Linked DNA regions of Homo sapiens: region 2 is linked to region 1. A link is a loop called in an ENCODE intact Hi-C map of the cell type or tissue named here. Cell type or tissue: IMR-90. All regions are shown on one strand. Links, peaks and the distances in the headings refer to the core of each region. The heading gives the core; the rest is flanking DNA.

Region 1 (8,763 bases), core at 292-8,291:
GGCACTTCCTTCCGAGAGATTGCTTGGCTTTTGCTGCGAGTCTTGGGCCTGTAGTTTCTCAGTGATGTTTTTTTGTTTGTTTTGTTGATTTTCCCCCCCCGTAAGGTAAGACTACTTACCTTACAGTCCCTTTGGCATGAGTTTACTTCTGGGTTGCCTTTATTCTGAAAAGTATCTTTTGAGATACAGCTTAAACTGGAGAAGTTCTTTTTCTTTTTTTTTGAGACAGGGTCTCACTCTGTTGCCCAGACTGGAGTGCAGTAGCACGATCTCAGCTTACTGCAACCTCCGCCTCCCAGGCCTCCCCACTCTTTTGCATATAGATATCTAGTTGTCCCAGCACCATTTGCTGAAAAGACTACTCCTCTGCTGCATTGTCTTGGCACCCTTAAGCTTGCTTTTGCCCTCAGGATATTAGGCCATCTGGGCAAACCTGAATTTTGGTTGAGGACTTCCTAAGTCGAAGTGGAAAGAAATCTTCTCCAGTTCATGCCTGTAATCCCAGCACTTTGGGAGCCGAGGTGGTTGGATCATTTGAGGTCGGGAGTTAGAGAGCAGCCTAGCCAACATGACAAAACCCCAGAAAAAAATTAAAAAATTAGCCAAGCAGTAGTGGCGGGTGCCTGTAATCCCAGCAACTTGGGAGGCTGAGGCAGGGGAATTGCTTGAGTTCAGGAGGCGGAGGTTGCAGTGAGCCAGGATTGCACCACTGCATCTCCAGCCTGGGCGACAGAGCGAGACCCTGTCTCAAAAAAAAAAAAAGAAAGGAAATGGATTAAAGACCTAAATATAAAAGCTAAAACTAATAAGACCTAGTAAGACCCACAGTGGGGGAAAAATAACTAAGAAGCACTTAGTGAAGCCTGAAGTAGTTACCGTGAAGGATTTGTTGCTTGTTTTGGTTTGGTTCTAGGTTGGTGATGAACACCTTAGGAAACAACACCGGGTGCTGGCAGATCTTCATTACAGCAAGGCCGCAAAGCTGTTTCAGCTGCTGAAAGATGCTCCCTGCGAACTGCTTAGAGTACAGCTAGAGAGAGTAGCATTTGCTGAATTTCAGATGACCAGTAAGTCTTAATTTTCATTTCTCAGATATGTATGCATTGGCTTAGTGCTGGATTGTCTTAGAGTAAGGCAGGCCTGTGAATCTAAATAATACTATTTTCTTTTTAATTTGCCCCATAGTTAATGACTTCGGGTAGAGAGGGTGAGAAATCACTACATGTTTTGAAGTGCTTTTTAAAACTTAGAGGAATGTATTAGATTATGTTCAGTGACTAGAAATACTGAGATATGGCCCATGACCCCTAGTTTGGAAAAAAAATTGACAAATAAATTTAGACAGTTAAAGAATTCAATCGGCCAGGCACAGTGGCTCACGCCTGTAATCCCAGCAATTTGGGAGGCTGAGGCAGGCAGATCACCTGAGGTCAGGAGTTCTAGAACAACCTGGCCAACATAGTGAAACCCCGTCTCTACTAAAAATACAAAAATTGGCCATGTGTGGTGGTGCAGGCCTGTAGTCCCAGCTACTGAGGAGGTTGAGGTGGGAGAATCACTTGAACCCAGGAGGCGAAGGTTGCAGTGAGCCAAGATCGTGCCACTGCACACCAGCCTGGGTGATAGAGCAAGACTGTGTCTCAAAAAACAAAAACAAACAAAAAAAAAGATTTAAATCGGCATGAAAAATTTGGGAATGGAGAGGCAACAGTAAAGGAGTAGTGGACCTTATTGAACCCCTTAAACATAGAACTGACCCTTGGATTGTGGTTCCAGAACAGACACTACTGTAGAGCCTGACCGAGGTCAAGATAAGTCGGGAGATAGAGAAGGGTGAAAGTGAGAATGCTTTCTTATGTTATTTTCCATGGCATGGAGTAAGCAGATACTTCAACCACTTAATGATTTTTCCTAAGTTCTCCCCCTCTCTCTCTTGCTCACCTATTCTCCTCTCCCGCAGAGGAGTCTTTTGAGAAATATCTCCTGTGTGGTAAAGAAACAAGAAACAATTATTTGAAGTGCAGCAGTTCATTTAGTTTTTCAGTCTGCTGTAAAATAAGGTTAATACTTTAAATCTGTATGACTTAGTTTACATAATACAGTAGCCCCTGAAGGATGCATAAGAAACTGGTAACATTGTTCCCTTTGGGGAGGAAACCTGGAAGGCCAAGAGGAGGGGTTTTGCTGCATACCCATTTGGACCTTGTAAATTTGGGAATGTATTACCTATCTAAAACAGTTTCTAAAAATGGTTTTTACTAAAACTAATTTTTTGCTGGCATATAACGCATGGCTAGATGTGTGGGACAGTCACCAGAATTAACAGTAGCTCTTTATGTGAGGAAGGTTTGGGGAGAGTGATCTTCAGTTTTCACTTGCACCTTTGAATATTCTGCCATGTTTGAATTCCTTAGAATGATCAAGCATCTTTTTTGTTGTTGGGGTTTTGTTTTTTGTTTTGTTTTGTTTTGTTTGAGACAGAGTTTTACCCTGTCACATGGGCTGGAGTGCAGTGGCATGGTCATGGCTCACTGCAACCTTGACCATCTGGGCTCTAGTGATCCTCAGCCTCCCCGAGTAGCTGAGATCACAAGTGCTAATTTTGGAAAAATTGTTTGTAGAGACAGGGTCTCACTATGTTATAAGCCCAGGCTGGACTCAAACTCTTGAGCTCAAGCGATACTCCTGCCTCGGCCTCCCAAAGTGCTGGAAGATACTGGAACAAATTTGCTAAGATGATAAGTGTGTTTAATTCTCTCCTTTAAATGTTTTACTACTGTGAGTACTTTAGAAAATAATGTAAATATTTTAGAGGGTTTTGTTAGCCAGGTTTGTGGGTTTTGTAAGCCAAGTTAATAAATGCTCTAGTTTGTGACACCTTTTATTCTATCTTATTTTACCCAGTGTTTTTTTTTTTGTTTTTTTTTTCTAGTACATATGATTCAGACCTCCCTTCCTAATGTCTATATTGTCTGGTCGTTGTCCCAACAACACTTTCATACATAAGCAATAGCTTGTCTTCCAGATGCCAAATCTATGCTGAAATCACATTGATCCATTGATTTTAAAGAGAATAGGTTGTTTAGAAAGTGTGGGATTATACTTCTAAAGGAAGAAGGCAACAGTTATTCTCTCCCCACCCGCAGAGTCGGGGAGTCCCCAAGACCATTGTCACTTCTCACACTAACTACGAGTCTGTCGGCGGTCTCCAAGACCACCCTCAGGTTTGAGAATTTGCTAAAGGACTCACAGAACTCACTGAAAGCTGTTCTGCTTACAGCCACAATTTCTTAACAATGAAAGGATGTACATTAAAATCAGCCAAGGGAAGAGGCTCGGGAGGCAGAGTCCTGGAGAGTTCTAAGCGCGGAGCTCCCAGTTCCTCTGCTGCTGGAGTTACAGATAGTGCTAACTCACCCCGGCAGTGATGCATGACAGTGCTCACCAAGTGTATCAATCAATACATGTACAACTGCGGAAGCTCACCCAAGCCTTGGTGTCCAGAGTTTTCATTGGAACTTGGTCAGATAGACATGGTTGACTGCCACGTGGCTGATCTTTGTCTCCAGTGCCTCCAGAGGTCAAGCTGTTACCCTGGGGCCCAAAGTCCCCACAGTAAATCCCATTGTTAGGCTATCCATTGTGACCCAAGGACCCCCAGGTAAACAAAGGCGTTCTTACCGGGCAGGACATTTCAAGGACTTAGTGGTTACCTTCTGGGAGCCAAGGACAAAGACTAAACCTCTGTACAAGATTTAATCCTCTACTGCACACCGCACACAATTGAGTTCTAGGAGAACAGGAGCAAAGGTGTCCTGTAGTATCTGATAGCTCTAGAAAAATTGTAGTTAGAAGGCTCTAGAATAAAACAAAACCTTGTTCATCTGGTCTGACTTCCTGCCTTTGAACAGAGATGTAATAAACTATTTTACAGATAGGACAACTGATACTAAGTGCTTATGTGACTTGACCACACAACTGGTAAAATGTGAGGTGGGCCTCGAGCCCCAGACTCTTTTCTGCTGGTCCCTTTTCCTAAGGCTCCTGTTCTGAAAAAGTGGCCTGTCTTGACAAAACCAAATGGTGGGGCAGGGAAACAATGATTATTTATTGCTTTGTCCAGACTTAGTATTTTTGTCAAGGGAATATTATTAAATAGAAGTTGGATTTAGAAGATTTAAGATTCTCATTAGCTTCCTTTATAGCATTTTGAAAGTCTGAATTTTCATTAATACATTAACATTAGATGGGTTTCTAGATTTATATTAAAGAAATGAACGTTTTGTATTTAAAACTTTAGGTCAGAATAGCAATGTTGGAAAGTTGAAAACACTATCTGGGGCTCTTGATATAATGGTGAGAACTGAGCACGCATTCCAGCTTATCCAGAAGGAGCTTATAGAAGAATTTGGCCAGGTACATGGAGAAAATGACTGTCTTTGGTTTTTGTGTGTCTTAAGCTACATGGTGAATGTATATAGTGGACGTGTGTGTGTATGTGTGTGGGTATATATACACACATGTACATATGTATGCTATGCACTAAAACATTTTAACAGTGATTTGTTATATTTGCCTGGTATTCATCTCCTTTCTTTAATTTGCAAGTATTTTAAAATATTTTTAAGAATATATCTCAACAAGACCATAGTTAACAAATTATAAAGTCTCTTAAGTTTTTTTGTTGCTGTTGGTGGGAATTTGTTTTGTTTTATGTTTTAAAAGAAAAGGCCTGTGCCCTCTTTTCTAATTTCCACTAGAATGCCTGGGAGCAGTTGAATGGTGAATGGGCCTAAGCAGGCTCCTCAGGAAGGAATTTCTCGTTTTCTGGGCATTCCGGCATTCATTTTACCTTCTGCTGTTGCTAAAAGCTTCCTGAAGCCCCCATGTTGCGCCCACCTATTGCTCTTCTAGCCCTGCTTGGTCAAATCCTGTGTGGTACCGTACATTTCTGCGTTGTGTCTAATGTTGGAAAGTCAGGATTAATTTCTTCTACAAAAGTGCCTATTGGGGCTGAGACATTTTAATTATGTGTTTTAGTCTATCAAAATGATCATAGGTGTGCTTTTTGTTTGTTTGTCTTGTTTAGGGTTAAAAATGTATTGGATGAATGAAACTGCAGTTCCATCACTTGGTACGATATGAAACTACAGTTGTTGGATAGCTCGAGTAAAATAACTTTTTGTTGTTTTTAGCCTAAGAGTGGTGACGCCGCTGCAGCTGCTGATGCTTCTCCTAGTCTCAATCGAGAAGAAGTGATGAAACTCCTCAGTATATTTGAGTCTCGGTTGTCATTTCTTCTCCTTCAGTCCATTAAACTGCTATCTTCAACTAAAAAGAAAACAAGGTAAATTAAGTGGTTATTTGTAGGAATTTCTTTCCTAGCACCCTACCTATAAAAATTTTCTCTACTAACATCATAAAGAAAAACTAGGGGCCAGGCACATTGGCTCACACCTGCAATCCCAGCACTTTGGGAGGCCAAGGCAGGCAGATCACTTGAGTTCAGGAGTTCGAGACCAGCCCGGCCAACATGGTGAAACCCCATCTCTACCAAAAATACAAAAACTAACCGGTATGGTGGCGGGCGCCTGTTAATCCTAGCTACAGGGGAGGCTGAGGCACGAGACTTGCTTGAACCCAGGAGGTGGAGGTTGCAGCGAGCTGAAATCACACCACTGCACTGCAGCCTAGGCAACAGAGTGAGACACCATCTCAAAAAAAAAAAAAAAGGAAAGAAAGAAAAAAATAGGTTGTATTCTGTCTTGTCTTCTATGTGGATAGTAGAATTTTAAGTGGTGTTCCTTCTTGACTTGTTAAACTAGGTAAGAACCCTCTCCACAAAGCCTTCTATGTATTGAAATTACAGAAAGAAAGAAATCTTGCTGCCTAAGGGCAAATACTCTGTTGTTAACGTTTTCCTTGAGGGAGATGAATAACCCTGGAATGAAGATCTGCGTTTCTAGTGATGCTTCTGAATGTTGTCATTAATGGAGGGTCTCGACTGGAGTTTGATGCTCAGGGCCAAGTGCACTGCAGAATAGAGGACAGAACACAGAAGCAGGAGAGAAGCAGGAGAGAAGAGCGCACACCTCCGCAGAAATGTTCTAATGGCCCTGAGTCATCTTGTTGCGCTTACATTCTTTTGTCAAAGTTTGTTATTTTGGCATTATTGATTTAATTTGAAATTTCAGTAGTAAGTACTAGATCAGGAAAGTAATATCAATGATATGCCTTCCTTGTTTTTAAATATAAGTGCAATCTGGCCATATTACAAAATTTGGAAAATAGAGAAAAGGAAATGACAACCATTTATCCTAATACATCCATTGTTACCAGTTATCTTATGTATATTTTACCGATGTATAATCTTAGGGTACAGATCATTTTTGTCTGTTTATTTTTTTATGTTACATACAGTAAAATGGACTCTTTGTGGTGTATACTTCTTCAAACCTTGACAAATGCATATAGATGTGTGCCTGCCACCACAGTTATGACAGAAAACAGTTCCGTCACTCCAAGAATTCCCTCCTGCTGTCCCCTTTGCAGTCAACCCTGCCCCTGCCCCCAATTCCTCAGGATCTCAGGGAGAAAGTTTTCAGTCTTTTACCATTAAGCCTCATATCAGCTGTGGGGCTTTGTAGAGGCCTTTATCAAGTTGAGGATGTTTTCTTCTATTCTGAATTTGCTAAGAGTGTTTCTATCATGAATGGATATTGAATTTGTGTCCAGTGCTTTTATTACATTTATTGAGATGACTACATGGTTTCCCTTGTTTAGCCTTGTTTAGTGGATTACGTTGATTCTTCAGATGTTAAACCAGCTTTGCATTCCTGGGATAAATCCCAGTTTGTTGTGATGAAGGATTCTTTTTATGTATTACTGGATCCAGTTTGCTGATATTTTGTTGATAATTTTTGTGTCTATGCATAGGGGATAGTGGTCTACAGCTCACTTTTCTTATAATGGGTTTGTGTGGTTTGGGTATTAGAACAGTGCTGGCCTCATAAAGTCTGTGGGTTCATGTTCCCTCTTCTGTTTTCTGAAAGAGATTGTATAGAATTGGTACTATGTCTTCATTAAACATGTAGTAGAATTTACCAGTAAAACCATCTTAACCTGGAGTTTACTTTGTTGGAAGTTTTTAAACGGTGAGTTCAATTTCTTTTCATGGATACAGTATTACTCAGGCTGTCTTTTTCTTGAATAAACGAGGGTCCATCATCTAAATTGTCAAATGTATAGATTCACAGTATCCCTTATTATCCTTTTAATGTCTAAGGGGGTTTGTGATGATAGCCCTTCTTTTAGTCCTGATATTGGTAATCCTTCTGTTTTTCTTGGTCATTCTAGCTAGAAGTTTTCGATTTTTTTTTTCCAATCTTTTCAAAGAACCAACTTTTGGCTTGATTGACTGTTTCTTCCCCTCATTGTTTCTCTCTTTTAAATGTCATCAATTTCTGCCGTTCATTTCCTTCCTTCTACTTGTTTTGGACTTAATTTGCTCTTTTTGTAGTTTCTTAAGGTGGAAGCCTAGATTACTAATTTGAGACATTTTTCCTTTTTAATATAAGATTTGCTGCCAAAAATTTTCTTCTAAAGCACTGCTTTTGCTACATCTCATATATTTTTGTATATTTTCGTTTTCATTTGTTTCAAAATAATATTTGATATCCTGAGACTTCTCCTTTGACCCATTTGTTATTTGAAGTGTGCTGTTTAGTTTCTGAATATTGGGACTTGTTAGCTATCTTTTGATATTGCTTGCTAGTTGAATTCTATTATGTGCTGAGACCATAACTGTGTTTGTTCTCTTCTTTCACGTTTGTGTAGATTTGTTTTATGGCCTAGAATATGGTTTATCTTGGCACATGTTCCATGTGTACTTGAAAAATCTGCGTGTCCTGCTGTTTGGGGTAAAGCATTGTGTAAATGTCAGTTAGGTTAAGCGTGTTCATAGTATTGTTCAGGTCTTCTGTATTCTCACTGAATTTCTGTCTATTGCTATCAATTTACTGAGCGAGGAGTGTTGAAGTCTCCAGCTACGCTTATGGATTTATCTGTTTCTCCTCTCAGCACTGTCAGTTTTGTTTCATGTGTTTTTGAAGCTCTGTTAGGTACACACACGTAGGATTGTGATATCTGGGAGAACTGACCTCCTTATTACTACAGATGTCCGTCCCTCTTTGATAATATAGCTACTCAACGTTCTTTTGGTTAATGTCTTTTTTTGTATGTCTTTTATATTAAAATTGGGTTTCCTATAGGTGGCAATAGTTGGGTCTTGCTTTTTATTTTTTATTTACTTATATTTATGTTTAGTTTTTTTGAGACAAGGTCTCACTCTGTCACTCAGGCTGGAGTGCAGTGGCATGATCATAGCTCACTGCAGCCCCAACTTCCTGGGCTCAAGCAATCCCCCACCTCAGCCTCTCAGAGTAGCTGGGACCACGGGTGTGCCCCACGACACCCAACTAATTTTTTAATTTTTTGTAGAGATGGGGTCTTGCCATGTTGCCCAGGCTGGTCTCAAAACTCCTGGGTCAAGCAGTCCACCTTCCCCAGACTCCCAAAGTGCTGGGATTACAAGTATGAGCCACTGCACCTGGCCCAAGGGTCTTGCTTTTTAAATCCAGTCTTACAATTGGTGTCTCTAGACCATTCACATTTAATATGATTCTTTCTCTGCCTTCTGTTAATTATTTTCTGTGATTCCATTTTATTTCACTATTGATTTATTATGTGCCACTTTTTAATTAT
Region 2 (8,112 bases), core at 1-8,000, 59 kb after region 1:
CAAGAGGGGGAAAAACCAACCACATGGAACTGTTTTAAGGATCGTGTCAGATAATAAGAGCAAAGTGCTTGCCATCTAGAAGGTGCTCAACAAAGGCTGTTTTCTCTTCAGTCAGGAAGGAGATGATGGGCATTTGGTACTTTTTGCAGGAATCGGCATTACAGAGCCTTCATTTTTTTGGGAGGATGTGGCCAGACCACATCCAGAAAGGTGTTATGGCTTGACATGGCCAGACTAAAATGGAAGGAAGGGGAGGAAAGGTTTCATAATAATCTGCTAACAGGGACCCACAGCGCTACAAATACAAGTCATTTAGGATGAGGGGCTATACCAGCACTTTTGTGAGATCCCTATTCATGAACCAAGTAAGAAGCTAACAGACTCAGGCTCCCCCTGCACTTTTCCAGACAGCAAACACTTGGCCACTCCACAAAGCGTGCTGATGAAGGGAGGCCTAAGGGACTGGCTCAGTCAACACTGCTACCTGCTCACAGGAATGTGGAATGCCTCTGAGGAAGGAAGTGCTGTGGGCTTTCCACTTAGGAGTCACACAGAGCCTGGTTAGTAACAAATGGCAGCTTTAATAAAAACACCAGCAGCTTTTAACTTATGGATCATTAAAAACATGCTGAATCAAAAGAAAAATAAAGCTGTAACTCAGTTCAGGAACTAAGCCCTTGCTTATGCTACAGTGGCAACCGAGGCTGGACCTCCTGTCTGAGCTTAGAAGAGCTAAACGCATCAAAAACAAAAGTAAACAAAAAAACCTGTAAAAATCCCACAGGAACTGAACTGAGACATAAGAACTTAGCAGTGACGCTGGTAATCAATATTGACATAAATATGCATTTTTCCCAAGTAATGAAACAATAATAACCATAACCAGAACATTAACTCTCATATATAGCTTTGCTGATCACAAAGTAAGCACTTGCTCATTTGATCCTCACACCACAACCCTGTGAACAGAACAATTACTACTGTACTTGAGAGGGAAGGAAGCTATTAAGCAGTGGCCAGCTCTATTTGTGAGGGCAGAGACTGGGGCTACCCGGTCCACCCCACAGTCCACAGATGGCTCTCAAGAAATGTTTGGGGAATGCATATTTGGTCTAAGGTCTCAGTCCCTGCATGTGGCAAGACTGACTCTGCTTCAAGTCAGTACAACATTTCAACCAACACTCTGGCTGGGTAAGCCCATCTTAAGGGCCCTGCCCAAGTAAAAGCTGACAGTGAAACTTCAAATTGTCTCCAACTGTGTTAAATAAACCTGCCAGAGAGTATTTTTTATATTTGAGAGGTTAAGACACTGACTGCCACAGTTAAAGGGACTATAAGAATGTACTACCAAGTTTGGCTAATTTTTGTTATTTCTGGTAGAGAAGAGATTTCACCATGTTGCCCAGGCTGGTACAGTCTTTCTGTGTTATGAATTCCAAGTTGTTAATTGCTAAGCTATCTTCTGTGACATCACTGGTCTGGGTTTACAAGGCCAAGCAACAGTGCCTACTAAATGGCGCCCAGGTCCAACTTTGCAATCAGATGGGAAAGTTGGGGCACCTGACCTTTGGGCAGCCAAATGGAAGGCTTTCCTAGGATATGGCTGGCTGAGTTGCAAGGTATCAAACCACAAGCCAACCATCTTTGCTTTTTCAATAAAAATTAAAATGTTATTAAAATATGCATATATTATTGAACCAAATAATGTTCTCAGGAGATTTTATGTAGACCAAGTACAGTAAGTCCTCACTTAATGTCAACAATAGATTCTTGGAAATTGCCACTGTAAGTGAAACGACATACAGCAGGTCCTTGAATAACATCGTTTCATTCAACATGTTTTCATTACAACATTGATAAGGAAAAAAAAATTTGTTTCATTATATATCATTTCACTTGAAGTGGCAGTTTCCAAGAACCTATCAACAATGTTAAGTGAGGACTTTCTGTATAATGTTACATAGCATGTACTTTTGAAAAAAATTTATTTTCAAATAAATAGAGACAGGGTTTCACCATGTTGCCCAGGCTGATCTTGAACTCTTAAGTTCAAGTGATCTGCCTGCTTCTGCCTCCCAAAGTGTTAGGATTACAGGTGTGAGCCACTGCACCCAGCCAGCATGTACTTTTTGCCATCTATTATTAATCAATAATACCTGTAAAATTATGTCAGCGTGCAACATTTATAAAGAAATACTGGCATCTTCTCTCACTGGACTTCCACACCGAAATCCCTTGCTATTCACTGGACCCTTGTTTTCATTTCTACTTCAAGAAAAATGTCTACCTTGTCTTCTCTTTGCTTCAAATGTCCAACTTTCCTAACCTGATTCCCAGGCTCTAGGGAGCCAGGGGTGGCTCTTGACTAGAGGGCTTGTGGGCAGTGGAAAGTGGCTCCTAATGATCCCTGTGATCCATGCCCCTGTGTCATCCCTCCGCTTGAGTGTGGGCTGGACTTACTTGATTCAAGCCAAAAGAAATGGCAGAAGAAATGGATGCCACTTCCAAGATTAGGTTATAAAAAGACTGTGGCTTCAGTGGTAGGTGCTCTCTTTTGCTCTCTCTTGGATTGCCTTGCGACAGGGGACGCCAGCTGCCATGTCTTAGGTAGCCCTCTCGGGAGGCCCATGTGAGTGAGCTGGGAAGCAGATCTTCTGAGGCCACTGACAGCTATGTGAGTGATTTTGGAAGCAGACCCTCCCCTAAGTCAAGCCTCAAAATGTCTGTAGCCCTGACCACCAGCTTGACCATGGCCTGGTTACAGAGAAGCCCACTAAATCATGCCCAGATTCTGGCCCACAGAAACATTGAGATGATAAATGCCTGTTTCTAGCTAGTAAGTTTTGGGGTAATTTGGGGGTAATTTGTTACGCAGCAAAGATAATACATTGGGCCTGGTCTCCTCCCAGCTGTTGGTGCTCAACTTCTGATAACTCTCCAGGCTCCTGCTGAGATTCTAGTTGAACAGAAACCTCAGAGAGTTCAAGCAATGCCTTGTCCCTGTACCTACTCAAAAGAGCTCCTTTGTACATTATTATATCTGAAAAGGTGAGCTAAAATAGAATGTTCAAAGTTGGGTGATTGACTTTCATGTCAAGGAAAAATGTGGTTTCCTTTCAAAGACATTTTTAAAAGTTACAACACTTCTAATTTCCTCTCTCCTTTGATAATATGTTCCCTGCATTTAGAACATGTCCTTTTCCTTCACAACTGAATAAACAGGGACCAGACTGAGTCCAGTGAGTGCCTAACTGAGACCAAGGCCCTGCTGCTTGTGCTGCACTTGATATGGTCCACTCTCAGCCACTCTAAGTCTCAAGACATAGATGCTCATCATTCATTGTATCACCATAGTCTTTTTTCTCATTTTCTTCTCATATGACAGGACAGTGACAGCAAAATGCATAGTGATGCTACCGAAATCAAACTGAAGGGGATGTGATGCTCAAAATGTTTGCTTATCAGTGAATGTGTGAAAGTTTGGAAAATGTATAAATATACTGTATATTTGATAGTTGAGTTTTTGGTAGGAAATATAGAGAATGAAAGAAACTGGCTATTTTCTTTCCTCTTCTCATTCAGGAAAAAATGATAAAAGAAAGTAACAAGCAAATTCTTAACTTATTTTTGGAGAGAGATGTGCGGGAGGGAAGATGGTTTCCTTGGCAACCAAGCCACTAATTCCCTTTCCCTGGCTGATCTGCTGAGCTTGTGGTAAAAGTCATGCTGCTCAGAAGATCTAGGAATCATCTTTTAATTAGCTTAGCAACTCCCAACTGGTTTCTTCCCCAGCCTCATTTTGTTCTCTGGAAAATGTGCTTTTAATTCTTAAACTATTTTCACTCATATTATACATTCCTCTAATATTTTCAAATTCACTGGACAAATTGAACTGTTCTGAAACAAAGTTACAGGCTAATTTATGACAATTGCTAAGCATTGTTTTAAGTATTTAAAATGCTCAATGTTAATTTTTAATGATTACTATTTACATTTTATGCTTTAAGAAGAATAAATAGACTCAAGACTGGAAAAATGCACAAAATATTAAGAAAACCAAAAAAAAACAACTATGATATCACTATCTGGAGATTTAGGCTTTTAAAAAAATTATAGTAAAAATATAACATAAAATTTGTCATTTTAATCACTAAGTGCATAATTCAGTGGCATTATGTACATTCACAATGGAATTAGTCAGCCAAAGGGTACAAACATTTTAATAAAGCTTTTGCATACATACTGACCAAGTGGTTCTCAAAAGATGTAAACCAATTTTTAATGCCATTTGGAAATGTTTGATTATATTTGTTTCACTGCATTCTTATCAGTAGTATCGTATACTTAATTAATTTTTGCAAATTTAATAAGCAAAAAATAATATTTTTAAACTGAGTTAAACTGTTTTTTAAAACTGAAAAGGCTAAGCCATTTTTTGTTGTTTTATTTTTACCTTGACTCCTTACCTAGAGAAGCAGTAGCATTTCCAACCACATACACTGACTTGGCATTCCATTTTTCTTTCAGAGACCTTTCCCAGACTGTAAAACATGAAATGATATGTGAATTGCAAATACCAAAGTGGCCATTTGGACTGTTGCCCAAGGCTGCTTGTTCACCCTAAGAAACTGTGAGCAAAGCAAACTATTAGCAACCAAATGTAAAAAACAGCATCTCAAACTAAAATTCCATTTTCACTTTGTTCATGTTTTATAGGCAATTTTTAAAAAATTGCTTTCATAAATGTTTTAGTACTCCTTGCTTGAAATATTAGCCTATCTCCACAGTTGGTACTAGAAGAATTTTAATGGGAACCACGAAATCAACATAACTTGAAGAATTAATCTGCATAGTGAAATCAAAAATTTAAATCTAGACTTTTAAAGAAAAAGACACTGGTCATTTAAAAAAAGCAACTTAAATGTCTAACAAGGAAATCCAATTGGTTTATTTGGGACATAAATCTGAAAGCAGTCAACAAACTGTAATCTCAGAGGAGAGGGTTCATTTATCCATTACACCAAAGTAAAAATAATAAATTTCAGGTCAATTAACAAACACAATTTGATACAGAATATTATCATTTTATGATCAAACAAAATCTTTAAATATAGATTAAAGAAACACAAAGAGAAAATGGATTGTATAAATATATCATAAAGCTACTGGGCATTCATTACATTTTTAGAAAACAGGGAAATAATGGTTCTTCCTTTCCAAAATCTGGTTATGAACATAACTTTCCCTTAAATTCAAGAGCATTCCTCTACCCTTTACATTAAGGGAAATTCCCTTTGAAATGGTAACCAAAGATTGAGTTCCACTTTGCTTCCTACCCCATAAATATCAATAGTATTTATTCAAAAGTTATCCATAGCATGTAAACAAACTACTTTCCAAGCCTCACAGCAGAACAACTGGAGTGAGCACTGGGTGGAGTCAGAAAGCCTTCCACAGAGCCAGCTCTGCCCCTTAACGTGTGTGTCCCAGGTAAGTCAGTTAACGCACCTCGTCTGTTTCTTCATCAAGGTAACTGGGATTAACTACACTCCTACTGCTTATTCCCTATGGTTGTTGTGAGAATCAAAATAAGAAAATACATGGGAAAATGCATTTTAAACTTTATTATAAAGCACCAGAAAGAGTTATAGTGACCTTTCTAGGGTTTTCCTCTTTTTCATTATCTTCATCCTCAAAACATACACAAAAAGAAAAAATACAACTGCAAGAAAAAGCACCCAGAGCACCACTGGGAAAGAGTACACATGCTTCCCCATCTAGCGTATAATGGCACAATCGCGGCTCATACAACCTCTGCCTCCTGAGTTCAAGTGGTTCTCGTGCCTCAGCCTCCTGAGTAGCTGGGACTCCAGGCATGTGCCACCACGCCCAGCTAACTTTCGTATTTTTTGGTAGAGATGGGGTTTCACCATGTTGGCCAGGCTGGTCTGGAACTCCTGACCTCAAGTGATCTGCCCACCTTGGCCTCCCAAAGTGCTGGGATTACAGGCATGAGCCACTGCGCCTGGCTGGCTCTGAGTTTCTTAGGTTCTCACGCTTTCTTTTCAACAAGAGGTGAATGTGTGTATGAAATCACCAAGAAGGTGGGATGTTTAGGCTACAGCGAAGCCTGGTTAAATGTGGAGACAGAATAACCAAAACTCACCACTGTCACTTACTCCATGCCCACTCTGCTCCAGGTAATGTCCTGGATGCTTTCCTTTGGGACTCAGACTCTGCAGCTTGAATCCTGCACTTGTGCTTTACACATTGTGGGGGCCTGGAAAGTTCCATACCCTTTGTTCTCCAGGGTCCTCATCTGCCAAGTGAAAATACTAAGCACATCTATCTCACAGGAAAAAGTATTCAGGACAGAGTCTCGCACAGAGTGAGCATTCAGTAAGTTCTACCTAACTAATAGTCTACTGTTAGTAGATAATCCCATTACTATTAGTAGTAATCCCATGATGAGAGGTCAAGGAACTCATTAATGTCCAAATGGCTGCATAAACCCAGGACTAACTCACTCCAAAGCCCTTGCATAACCACTCTGCCCGCTGCCTCCGCTCATCAGTGTAACTGTGGAGGTGGGTGGCCCGAGTGTGAGGCCTGGCTCTGCACTGACTTGTTCTGTGCTTACTATCCTGGCCTCAGTTTTCTCAATGGTAACATAAGACATAAGATCATAGCAATGTGTGCCTCTGGATTGTTATCTAGGGTTAAGTGGGGTAATGAACGTGAAGTATTCATTACACAGGGTCTGACATACAACAGGCACTCCATAATTGTTAGCTAGGAAGCTGTTCAATTGCATTTATTAAGGTGTTTGCTCAGGCTGAAACCCAGGGTTCTGTTAATGGGCACTGCCATTTTCATACTGTTCTAATAGTGAGGGACGGAGGTGGGAAGACAAGTCAAAGAGGTGACTGGGTCACTAAGTGCCTGACATGGTGGCACTGACCATTTTCTCATAGTTAGATTTTTTCATCATCTCTCTTTCAGGAAAGTAGTATTTATCCTATTTTCAGATGATACCTTCTAAGGGGATATATCAGTCCCTAGGAGGTGAACAACGAATAGACAGGGGAAAGTCCTCCTCAGGGTCATCTGTCTGGGAGTTTAGGAGATAGCCCTGTTCTCCTGTTTCCCAAGGCAGAGTCTGTGACCTGATACCACTAAGCACTCACTTCTCTTAGAAGTGCAGCTGCTTCTGGAATTTAGTCTCCCAGCAGGAGAAATAAGAGTAAATAAATGTCCAGTGGAATCCACAGCAGACCCACCCTCACCTTCAGTTTTATTGTTTTGCTCCAAACATAACTCTGCTGCTTCCACTGCTCTGGGGCTGGTAAAAATGAGTCCCCCGTAATCTTCAGGATGAGAAAGCTGCACACCAAAAAGCAATAAAGACATTTTATACGATGGCTATGTTCAACATCTTCCAAGGAGCTAAGACTCAGAATTCCAAATGCTTCACAATAGTAGTAGGCAAACTAATTCCTTCCACCCATCCCCCCAACACTTACTGAGTGCTTACTATGTGCCTGGAACTATTTATTCTAGGACTTTTAGGGTACACAGGTGAATTCCTTATTCCCAGTATTTCCCTCAGGAAGCTCAGAGTCTAGGGCAGAGACAGTGAAACACAGGGTGATAAGTGCACTGCAGCACAGAGGGGAAGCCTGACGCAGCCTGGGATTAGAGTGGGGTGCAGGTAGTGGGGGAAGACTTGACCCGAATCTGTAATAAAAATGGGAATATTCAGGGGGTGATATCAATGCTGAAGTCCTGATTTTCAAAGAGGATAATGGTGATATCATCTACCGAACATTTACTCTGAGCCAGGCACTAGGCTGCTGTACATATCTGACTTCACTGAAGCTGTGGGCACTGAATTTTCACTCTGAAGCATTTGGAAGGCTTTACTGGACTTGTCTCCTGCAATTTTTATCACTCCTCACTGGAAGAAGAACTGAAGTTGTGGGCAGAAGCCCTGGGTTTGAGTCCCAGCCCTGTCTCTTACTTGCTAGAGGTCTTAGCTGAGTTGCCTAATTTGAGACCCCAATCTCTAAAACGGGAAAATAATACCTCCCTGGCCTGCTTTGCAGAAGTTGG

Evidence for each region. A loop is a pair of places that touch in the nucleus more often than their neighbours do. Peaks named below come from ENCODE experiments on the same cell type or tissue, not always from the same donor. Only the 100,000 strongest peaks of a DNase experiment are listed, where the experiment ranks them.
Region 2: a loop joins it to region 1, with 1.8 times the contacts of the local background. A loop is called at or near these places in 6 of 110 quality-filtered maps.

What each region holds. Positions count from the first base shown.
Region 1 is chr10:125,748,499-125,757,261 of GRCh38, forward strand. It overlaps EDRF1 (erythroid differentiation regulatory factor 1), which reads left to right. Exons shown (of 25, transcript NM_001202438.2): 22 at 914-1,067; 23 at 4,301-4,416; 24 at 5,196-5,347. It overlaps EDRF1-AS1 (EDRF1 antisense RNA 1), which reads right to left and starts at 3,562. Exons shown (of 5, transcript NR_120633.1): 1 at 3,487-3,562; 2 at 1,942-1,983; 3 at 877-1,030. RefSeq lists a silencer at 7,682-7,976. In IMR-90, for the core only: no CTCF peak of the experiment used is centred there; no DNase peak of the experiment used is centred there.
Region 2 is chr10:125,807,748-125,815,859 of GRCh38, forward strand. It overlaps UROS (uroporphyrinogen III synthase), which reads right to left. Exons shown (of 10, transcript NM_000375.3): 4 at 7,287-7,383; 5 at 4,467-4,541. Among named protein-coding and RNA genes, the nearest start is that of MIR4484, 7.9 kb to the right of the region's middle. In IMR-90, for the core only: no CTCF peak of the experiment used is centred there; no DNase peak of the experiment used is centred there.